Regions from separate parts of the Homo sapiens genome. Here region 1 is linked to region 2. The links are chromatin contacts, found by Hi-C or POLR2A ChIA-PET in ENCODE. All regions are on one chromosome and are shown on one strand. The core of a region is the stretch at or near the end of the contact, and the rest is flanking DNA. Distances in the headings are between cores, read along the strand shown.

Evidence for each region. Hi-C counts contacts between places; a loop is a spot of excess contacts on that map. ChIA-PET counts read pairs that join two places held with the same protein, here RNA polymerase II (POLR2A). Pooled maps may share reads with other maps.
Region 1: POLR2A ChIA-PET joins it to region 2 with 20 read pairs in OCI-LY7. The contact joins the promoter of TNNI3 here to the promoter of NLRP2 in region 2. A Hi-C loop is called at or near these places in 3 of 50 pooled maps. POLR2A ChIA-PET finds 5 or more read pairs at or near these places in 2 of 52 experiments (OCI-LY7 and WTC11).

Annotation. Positions count from the first base shown.
Region 1 is chr19:55,154,407-55,159,031 of GRCh38, forward strand. It overlaps TNNI3 (troponin I3, cardiac type), which reads right to left and starts at 3,326. Exons shown (of 8, transcript NM_000363.5): 1 at 3,173-3,326; 2 at 2,890-2,902; 3 at 2,644-2,727; 4 at 2,197-2,238; 5 at 1,795-1,926; 6 at 335-424. The coding sequence starts at 3,183. DNAAF3 (dynein axonemal assembly factor 3) reads right to left here. Exons shown (of 12, transcript NM_001256715.2): 12 at 4,259-4,625. RefSeq lists an enhancer at 2,517-3,104.
Region 2 is chr19:54,965,001-54,970,686 of GRCh38, forward strand. NLRP2 (NLR family pyrin domain containing 2) reads left to right here and starts at 1,374. Exons shown (of 13, transcript NM_017852.5): 1 at 1,374-1,467; 2 at 4,999-5,295. The coding sequence starts at 5,016. It also overlaps a transcript of NLRP7 not described here.

The DNA of each region.
Region 1 (4,625 bases), core at 2,076-4,575, 190 kb after region 2:
CAAAACCACTGGCATAACCTGGTCCAGCTACATGCAAATCACAATTCCCTGGCCAGTGCCTGAGCTAATTTACCAACATGTGATGCCCTGAGCATGTTCACTAACTTATTTTCTGTTTCCCAACCCATGGCCTTGCATGTGCTGTTCCCTCTGCCTAGAACAGCTTTCCTTGACTATATTGTACTCATCCTTCTGCCCCAGCCCTGCCAGGCTCACAGTTGTCCTGGGTCTCCTGGGATGTGCAGCCAAAAGCAGCTGCAAGGGGTCAGGCAGAGACCAAGTCCCAGCCATCTCACCCTACCCCGAAGGTACCCGAGCTGCCCATGCGTCCCACCTCCGTGATGTTCTTGGTGACTTTTGCCTCTATGTCGTATCTCTCTTCATCCACCTTGTCCACACGGGCGTGGAGCTGTCGGCACAAGTCCTGGAGGAGGAACGTGGTGTGTGTTGTTGGGGGAACCAAAAACAGGGAGACCTGGACTCCTGGGTCTGAGGGAGAAGGGGCTCGGGGCCTGGACTCCTGGGTCTGAGGGAGGAGAAGGGGCTGGGGGCCTGGACTCCTGGGTCTGAGGGAGGAGTTGGGGGCCTGGACTCCTGGGTTTGAGGGAGGAGAAGGGGCTGGGGGCCTGGACTCCTGGGTCTGAGGGAGGAGGGGCTGAGGGCCTCGATTCCAGGGTCTGAGGGAGGAGGGGCTGGGGACTGGACTCCTGGGTCTGAGGGAGGAGGGGCTGGGGACTGGACTCCTGGGTCTGAGGGAGGAGGGGCTGGGGCCTGGACTTCAGGGTCTGAGGGAGGAGGGGCTGGGGACTGGACTCCTGGGTCTGAGGGAGGAGGGGCTGGGGCCTGGACTCCAGGGTCTGAGGGAGGAGGGGCTGGGGCCTGGACTCCAGGGTCTGAGGGAGGAGGAGCTGGGGCCTGGACTCCAGGGTCTGAGGGAGGAGGGGCTGGGGCCTGGACTCCAGGGTCTGAGGGAGGAGAGGCTGGGGCCTGGACTCCAGGGTCTCAGGGAGGAGAGGCTGGGGCCTGGACTCCAGGGTCTGAGGGAGGAGGGGCTGGGGCCTGGACTCCAGGGTCTGAGGGAGGAGGGGCTGGGGACTGGACTCCTGGGTCTGAGGGAGGAGGGGCTGGGGCCTGGACTTCAGGGTCTGAGGGAGGAGGGGCTGGGGCCTGGACTTCAGGGTCTGAGGGAGGAGGGGCTGGGGCCTGGACTTCAGGGTCTGAGGGAGGAGGGGCTGAGGGCCTCGATTCCAGGGTCTGAGGGAGGAGGGGCTGGGGACTGGACTCCTGGGTCTGAGGGAGGAGGGGCTGGGGCCTGGACTCCAGGGTCTGAGGGAGGAGGGGCTGGGGGCCTGGACTCCAGGGTCTGAGGGAGGAGGGGCTGGGGCCTGGACTCCAGGGTCTGAGGGAGGAGGGGCTGGGGCCTGGACTCCAGGGTCTGAGGGAGGAGGGGCTGGGGCCTGGACTTCAGGGTCTCAGGGAGGAGGGGCTGGGGACTGGACTCCTGGGTCTGAGGGAGGAGGGGCTGGGGCCTGGACTCCAGGGTCTGAGGGAGGAGGGGCTGGGGCTTGGGCTTCTGTCTGGGATAGGAGGGCCACATGGTCCTGAAGGAGTAGGTTGGAGCCAAGACTCCACAGACCTGCACACAAAGGGTGTTAGGGGCCAGGAGTCCCACGAACCATATATAATTGGGTAAGGACAGCCATATTGGACGCCTGGGTCCCGAGCAGAAGAGGGGATAGAGGCTGTACTGCTGAATTCCGGGACTAGAAACCTCGCATCCTTGGGAGCCGGTACCTGCAGCTCCGCGAAGCCCAGCCCGGCCAACTCCAGCGGCTGGCAGCGGGTGCTCAGAGCGCGCCCCTTCTCTCCGCGCCGCTCCTCCGCCTCTCGCTCCAGCTCTTGCTTTGCAATCTGCAGCAGCAGAGTCTGCAGAGGGGTGGGAGGGAAGCGCAGCCCACCCGGGGCTTCAGGATAAAGACCAGGCGTGGGGAACCGCCTCTGCCCTTCTAAACCCTCCAGTTTGGTCTCCACTGTTCCAAGGCCCCGTCCCACCCCGAGCAGTACTCCCCGCTAAAGCCACGCCCCGAGCGGCCAAACCCCGCCCACTTCCGCCCACCTACCCCGAAAGCCCCACCCATTCTCAAGCTCCGCCCCCTGAGCACCTGCCTGCTCTTTCCCAGTCCCGCCCGTCCTCACCTTCAGCTGCAATTTTCTCGAGGCGGAGATCTTAGATTTTTTCTGCCAGGGTGAGATGGAGCAAGGAAGGATCATGGAGGGGGATTCGGAGACGACGGTGGAGGGGACCTCAAGACACCCCCAGCAAACCCAGCCGGTCCAGATTTGGGCCCACGTCCAACTTGAGCCCTGAGTCTACGGGAGGCCACGCCCCTCATTCCCATCCACCAATCTGGGTCTCTTCCTTTGGATAGGCACTTCCCATCTATCCCTAAGCAAGTCCGAGGGCAACGGAGTTCCGCCCGCAGGCTGCTGTCACCAATCCGAGCATGACCCTCTGCAAAACTCCGCCCCTGAAGCCCCTCCGCGTAGTCCCCGCCCCCTTCGCAGCCCTGGCTCCTCCCCCCACTCCCAGGGTCTTGGATCCCTCCGGCGCCTGTACTCTGCCCCCAGGAAGCCCCGTCCCACCTTGGCGTGCGGCTCCGTGGCATAAGCGCGGTAGTTGGAGGAGCGGCGTCTGATTGGGGCTGGTGCAGGGCGAGGTTCCCTAGCCTGGGTTAGGAGGAGTGGGGACCCCATCACCACCAAGACCCCACCCAGCCCTTACCGTACCGCACCCTCTGCTAGGGCTGCAGCCTCCCGCCCCAGACCCCTCACTGCAGCGCCCACCCTGGCCCTGGGGGTCCCAGCCACGCCTTAGCCCGCTGCTCTCACCGCATCGCTGCTCCTGGAAGGAGAGAAACCAAGGAGGGGGGTTAGTGGTGGGCTGTGTCCTGTCTCCTAAGGGACCCCTGGAGTCCCCTCTGAACAAGAGGTCGGGGGACCGCGCTTCCCCTTCCTTGGGTTCCAGGAGTCTGACTCGCAAACCCACTTCCTCTCTTCACCCAAGAGTCCCTACGCCTACCTCGCAGGCCAAGGGTCCAGCCTCTCAGCTGCGACCCCTCTTGGGAACCCGGGAGGTCGCCCCCAACTCCCACTGCCTTGGGGCATCACTCACCCATCCGCCATGCTGAGACTCAGGCCGGGAATGGCAGGAGGCAGGGCGAGGACAGGGGCGTTTGGAGGGTCAGTGAGGGGGCCGCCCGGGTGACCTTCAGGGTCCCAGGGACCGTCAGTCTCCTCCGGGCTGCTTGAGACTCCCCGAGGACACTGAGATAAAGGGCGAGGACACAGACTAAATATACTGTCACCTCCTCCTCCCCCTGCCCACTATGCCAGATAACGGGGGCGCGTGAGGGGCGGGGTGGGCCCTGCTCCAGCTGGATCACCAGCCACCTCCGGGCACAGGAATCCGGACCCTCCTCCCTCTGATCCTGGAGTCCTAGACCCCTCCTCCCTCAGACCCAGAGAATGCCCGACCTCCCAACCTCCTCCTCCCTCAGTCCCAGGACCCTGGGAGACCCTGGCCACTCCCTCACACAAGGAGTCCAGGCCCCCAGCCCCCTTTTCCCTCAGACTCAAGTGTCTGGGCCCCCAGCTCCTCTTCCCTCAGACCCAAGAGTCCAGGCCCCCAGCCCCTCCTCCCTCAGACCCAAGAGTCCAGGCCCCCAGCTCCTCTTCCCTCAGACCCAAGAGTCCAGGCCCCAGCCCCTCCTCCCTCAGACCCAAGAGTCCAGGCCCCAGCCCCTCCTCCCTCAGACCCAGGAGTCCAGGCCCCCAGCCCCTCCTCCCTCAGACCCAGGGGTCCAGGCCCCCAGCCCCTCCCTCAGACAAGGGAGTCCAGGCAGGCCCCCAGCACACTTCCTCTCTCAGACTCAAGAGTCTGCACCCTCAGCTCCTCCTCCCTCAGACCAGGAGTCCAGGACCCCAATCCCTCTCCCCTCAGACCGAGGAGTCCAGGACCCCAATCCCTCTCCCCTCAGACCCAGGAGTCCAGGCCACTCAATAAATGTTGTTGATTAATTTGAGGATGCAGCTGTGCTCGGGGCTAGCTCTCAGTCAATAGCACTGGGAAATCCATCCCTCGTCCACTTGGAAACCCAGGAATCTGGTTTCTGGCTTCCTCTGTCCAGCACTCCTGGGCCTTTCTCTCCCAGCCCTGGAGACGGACATAGGACAGGAAAGACGCTTGGACACACAGAAGGGTGGACACAACTTGCTTTACTTGAACCATCTGGGTGCTGACCAGGCCCTGGTGAGGAGACACCCCAGCCCCTAGTCAGCCACAGGGTGCCTGGGAACAAGGGGGCCAAAGTCAAGGGCCTGAGACTCAGTGTCAGATCCTAGGCTGGGCTTAGAGCCTCAGAAGTGGAATTTGGAATTCTGAGAGAACAATCTAGAATTCTAGGAATAGACCATAGAATCTCAGAAATGGAATTTGAAAGTCTACCAACACTCCCGGGGTGGGGGTGGCGGGTACTGAGTGGGAATGATTAGAATAAAATTGAGGACTCTAGCAGCGGACTTAGAATGGTATCAGCGGGTTCTCATCCTACAACCTGACTTTGGAA
Region 2 (5,686 bases), core at 124-2,623:
ATTCTCAGCCTCGGCCGCAATCACAATTATCTGGGACTCTCGAAAGAACTCCAGGGTCTGGGCAGTCCCAGTGTAACCAATCAAGCAGAATCTCTAGGCGTTCGTGCTTTGAAATGAGGCTCCACATAGGTAAGTTTAACAGGCAGTCAAGATGGAGGACCACAGGTGGAGATCGGGAAGCTCAGGTGAAGGACCGCCCCCCAACACCCCCCGCCCCCAAAAGACCTCTCAGTAATTCCGGTGGATACAGGAAGTGCTCAGCAACGATTACGCCCCGAGGGCCAATCACAGGGCTGCGGCCGAGAAAGAAGCCTTAATAGAGCTTTCTCAACCTGCAGCCCTCATCTCCGCCGGCGAGTAGGGCCAGGTGTTGGGAGGTGAGTAGCTCTCCGGCAGCTCTGCAACTTCATTTCTTTATTTCTCCATTCCACAGTTGGTAAAATTTCTCCTTTTATTTCATATATTTTTTTTCTGAGACGGAGTCTCGCTCTGTCGCCCAGGCTGGAGTGCAGTGGCGCGATCTCTGCTCACTGCAAGCTCCGCCTCCCGGGTTCACGCCATTCTCCTGCCTCAGCCTCCCGAGTAGCTGGGACTACAGGCGCCCGCCACCACGCCCGGCTAATTTTTTGTATTTTTAGTAGGTGGCTCACGCCTGTAATCCCAGCACTTTAGGAGGCTGAGGCTGGCAGATCACCTGAGGTCGGGAGTTTGAGACCAGCCTGGCCAGCATGGCAAAACCCCGTCTCTATTGAAAAAAATACAAAAATTAACCAGGCGTTGTGGCGCATGCTTGTAATCTCAGCTACTCGGGAGGCTGAGGCAGGGGAATCACTTGAAGCCGGCAGGCGGAGGCTGCGGGGAGCCGAGATCGTGCCGTTGCACTCCAGCCTGGGGAACAGAGCAAGACTCCATTAAAAATAAAATAATAATAATACTGTGAATGTGAAACTGATGAACTTGGTGCTTTTCATGCGTCTCATAGTTGACGTGTCATTGATATTTCACTTGAAATACGGTTGGATTTTTATTAATAATATACCTGGGGTGATGGGAGAAGGTAGCCAATCACAGCTGAGGCTTCTAAGCGGTGATTCTCAGCCTCGGCCGCAATCACAGTTATCTGGGACTCTCGAAAGAACTCCAGGGTCTGGGCAGTCCCAGTGTAACCAATCAAGCAGAATCTCTAGGCGTTCGTGCTTTGAAATGAGGCTCCACATAGGTAAGTTTAACAGGCAGTCAAGATGGAGGACCACAGGTGGAGATCCGGAAGCTCAGGTGAAGGACCGCCCCCCAACACCCCCCGCCCCCAAAAGACCTCTCAGTAATTCCGGTGGATACAGGAAGTGCTCAGCAACGATTACGCCCCGAGGGCCAATCACAGGGCTGCGGCCGAGAGAGAAGCCTTATTAGAGCTTTCTCAACCTGCAGCCCTCATCTCCGCCGGCGAGTAGGGCCAGGTGTTGGGAGGTGAGTAGCTCTCCGGCAGCTCTGCAACTTCATTTCTTTATTTCTCCATTCCACAGTTGGTAAAATTTCTCCTTTTATTTCATATATTTTTTTTCTGAGACGGAGTCTCGCTCTGTCGCCCAGGCTGGAGTGCGGTGGCGCGATCTCGGCTCACTGCAAGCTCCGCCTCCCGGGTTCAGGCCATTCTCCTGCCTCAGCCTCCCGAGTAGCTGAGACTACAGGCACCTGCCACTATGCCCAGCTAATTTTTTTGTATTTTTAGTAGAGACGGGGTTTCACCATGTTGGCCAGGCTGGTCTCAGTCCGCCTCGGCCTCCCAAGGTGCCGGGATTACAGGCGTGAGCCACCGCGCCCAGCCTTTTTTTTTTTTTTTTTTTTTTTTTTCTTCTCTTTTTTGAGGGTCTTACTCTGTTTCCCAGGCTGGAGCGCTGTGGCAGGATCTCGGCTCACTGAACCCTTGACCTCTCAGGTTCAAGCAGTCCTCACGCCTCAGCCTTTGAAGTAGCTGGGACCGTGGGAGGGTGCCACCACATCTGTTCTGGCTAATAATATTATTATTACCACTGTTTGCAGAGACTCACTAGATGTAGGGTCTTAATATGTTGCCGAAGCTGGTCTCTAACTCCTGGGCTCAAGCGATCTTCCTGCCTCAGACTCCCAAAATTCTGGGATTATAGGCAGGTGCCACCGCGCCCGGCCTAAATCTTTTCTTCTGTTAGAAATTAAGTGGTTCTGCCTGTCTCAGTGGCTCACGCCTGTAATCGCAGCGCTTTGGGAGGCCGAGGCGGGAGGATCACCTGAGGTCGGGAGTTCGAGACCAGCCTGACCAACATGTAGAAACCCCATCTCTACTAAAAATATAAAATTAGGTGGGCGTGGTAGCGCATACTTGTAATCCTAGCTACTCAGGAGGCTGAGGCAGGAGAATCACTTGAACCCGGGAAGCGGAGGTTGCGGGGAGCCTAGATCATACCATTGCTCTCCAGCCTGCGCAGCAAGAGAGAAACTGTCTCAAAAAATAAAATAAAATAAAATTCAGTGGTTCTGACTGGGGAAAGAGTAGCAGATGCTTAGATCTAGAGAGACTCTAGTTAAGGTTGGCTCATAAGAGGATAGTTGTGTGTGCTTTTATTTCTGTTCTCTTGGGGGATTTAGGATAGAGCTATAGAGAGCTCCAAAAAAAAAAATATATTGGAACAGGTCAGATGCTGTGGTTGCTGTGTGTGGAGTCCTGGGCAGTGCTAAGGTTTTGTGTCTAATGAGTCCTCTTAACAAGAAGGTATTGTTTTTTATTCACTGAGGTGAGGGAGCCTCTTAGCATCATTCTAGTCCAGCTTCCGGACCTGAGTCTTATGCAAATACCTATGCCAGTTGCCATTCTCACGCTATTCACAGCTATCATATAAAGAGGTGTTATACCCTTTCTGTAAAGTTTTTGTTGCTACTGCTATTTTTTTTTTTTTTTTTTTGAGACAAAGTCTAGCTCTGTTTCCCAGGCTGGAGTACAGTGGCGCTATCTCAGCTCACTGCAACTTCCACCTCCCAGGTTCAAGCAATTCTCGTGCCTCAGCCTTCTAAGTAGCTGGGACTACAGCCGCCTGTCACCAACCTGGCTAATTTTCGTATTTTTAGTCGATATAGGGTTTCACTATGTTGGCCAGGCTGGTCTCAAGCTCCAGACCTCAGGTGATCCTCCCACCTTGGACTCCCAAAGTGCTGTGATTACAGGCGTGAGCCACCGCACCCGGCCCTGTTGTTTTTAAAATAGAGACAGGGTCTTAAGTTGCCAGGCTGGTCTGGAACTTCTGGACTGGAGTGATCACCCACCTGAGCTTCCCAAAGTGCGGGGATTGCAAGCGTCAGCCACCACCCCCAGTGTTGTGTTTTTGTTTGTTTTACCAGGCTGGAGTGCAGTGGTGCGATCACAGCTCACTGCAGCCTTAACTTCCCTGGCTCAGGTGATCCTCCCACCTCAGCCTCCTCAGTAGCTGGGACTACAGGTGCATGCCACTATGCCCAGCACAATTTTTTTTTTTTTTGTATTTTTTTGTAGAGACAGGGTTTTGCCATGTTGCCCAGGCTGGTCTCAAACTCCAAGCAATCCTCCCACCTTGGCTTCCCAAAGTGTTTGGGGTTCCAGGTGTGAGCCATGGCCCCCCGGCCAGCTTCAGTAAAGTAAAAGCCACACACCTGTGTCCTGAGACCAGGCTCCACCACTAAGTTATCTTTAAGCCTTTTTTTTTTTTGAGACAGTTTCACTCTTGTCGCCCCAGGCTGGAGTGCAGTGGCGCCATGTCAGCTCACCACAACCTCTGCCTCCCACTCCCAGGTTCAAGCGATTCTCCTGCCTCAGCCTCCCAAGTAGCTGGAACTACAGGCACCTGCCACCACGCCCGGCTAATTTTTTGTATTTTTAGTAGAGACGGGGTTTCACTGTGTTAGCCAGGATGGTCTCGATCTCCTGACCTCACGATCCGCCCGCCTCGGCCTCCCAAAGTGCTGGGATTGCAGGCGTGAGCCACCGCGCCCGGCTGTGTGTTTGCATTATCATATTCAGCCCAGTTTTCACGAAGTTTCTTGTCTCCTGGGTGATCCACGTAGCTCCCCACTTCCTTATCTGATCTATGCTTGTCCTTTCATTGTTGTGTTACTACTTTGCTATAATGAGAGAGTGTTTTCGCTTTATAGGTTAACTTTTAGAACCTGAGCAGCCCCTCAGGGAAAACCCTGACAGTAGCTGGTTATTTTGCAATTAGAAAAACTAGCTGGGCACTGAGGCAGGTGAATCACGAGGTCAGGAGTTCGAGACCAGCCTGGCCAACTTGGTGAAACCCCCCATCTCTACTAAAAATACAAAAAAATTAGCTGGGCACAGTGGTGAATGCCTGTAATCCCAGCTACTTGGGAGGCTGAGGCAGGAGAATTGCTTGAATCCGGGAGGCAGAGGTTGTAGTGAGCCGAGATTGCAGCACTGCACTCCAGCCAGGGTGACAAAGTGAGACTCCGTCTCAAAAAAAAAAAAAAAAAAAATACAAAAAGTAGCTGAGCGTGGTGGTGGGTGCCCATAATCCCAGCTAGTCGGGAGGCTGAGGCAGGAGAACTGTTTGAACCTGGGAGGCAGAGGTTGCAGTGAGCTGAGATCGTACTACTGTACTCCAGCCTGGGCTGCAGAGTGAAACTATCTCAAAAATAAGTAAATAAAAGTAAAATGAGTTGAGGTCTTGCTCTGTTGCCCAGATGGGAGTGCAGTGGCACAATCAAGGCTCACTGCAGTTTCAGTCTCCCAGGCTCAAGCAATCCTCCCACTGCAGCCTCCTGAGTAGCTGGGACTACAGGCATGTACCACCACCCACTGCTAACTTATTTTTCATGGAGATGGGGGTCTCACTATGTTGCCCAGGCTGGGAGTTTGTTCTTGAAGAAGCAGGGTAGATGGTGAGTGTCCTTGTTCGTGGCACAGCAGGAACTGGCATTTGAGACAGGAGTGCTAATCACCATCCCTCTCCACTCCTCCCTTGATTGTCATCACAGCTCCCACGTGGGACAAGATGGTGTCTTCGGCGCAGATGGGCTTCAACCTGCAGGCTCTCCTGGAGCAGCTCAGCCAGGATGAGTTGAGCAAGTTCAAGTATCTGATCACGACCTTCTCCCTGGCACACGAGCTCCAGAAGATCCCCCACAAGGAGGTAGACAAGGCTGATGGGAAGCAACTGGTAGAAATCCTCACCACCCATTGTGACAGCTACTGGGTGGAGATGGCGAGCCTCCAGGTCTTTGAAAAGATGCACCGAATGGATCTGTCTGAGAGAGCAAAGGATGAAGTCAGAGGTGAGTGGAAATCGGTCCACACTGTGTCCTAGGAGGAAGCAGGCGTCCTCTCCAGGACTTTAGAAATTCAGAAGGCCAGGCGCGCTGGCTCACGCCTGTCGTCCCAGCCCTTTGGGAGGCTGAGGCGGTTGGACCACCTGAGGGTCAGGAGTTTGAGACCAGCCTGACCAACATGGTGATGAAACAGCATCTCTACTAAAAATACAAAAATTTGCTGGACGTGGTGGCAGACACCTGTAATCCCAGCTACTCCGGGAGGCTGAGGCAGGAGAATCACTTAAATCTAGGAGGCGGGGGTTGCTATGAGCCGAGATCACGCCATTGCACCCCAGCCTGGGCAACAAGAGCAAAATTCTGTCTCAAAAAAAAAAAGAAATGGCATTGAGGCTTG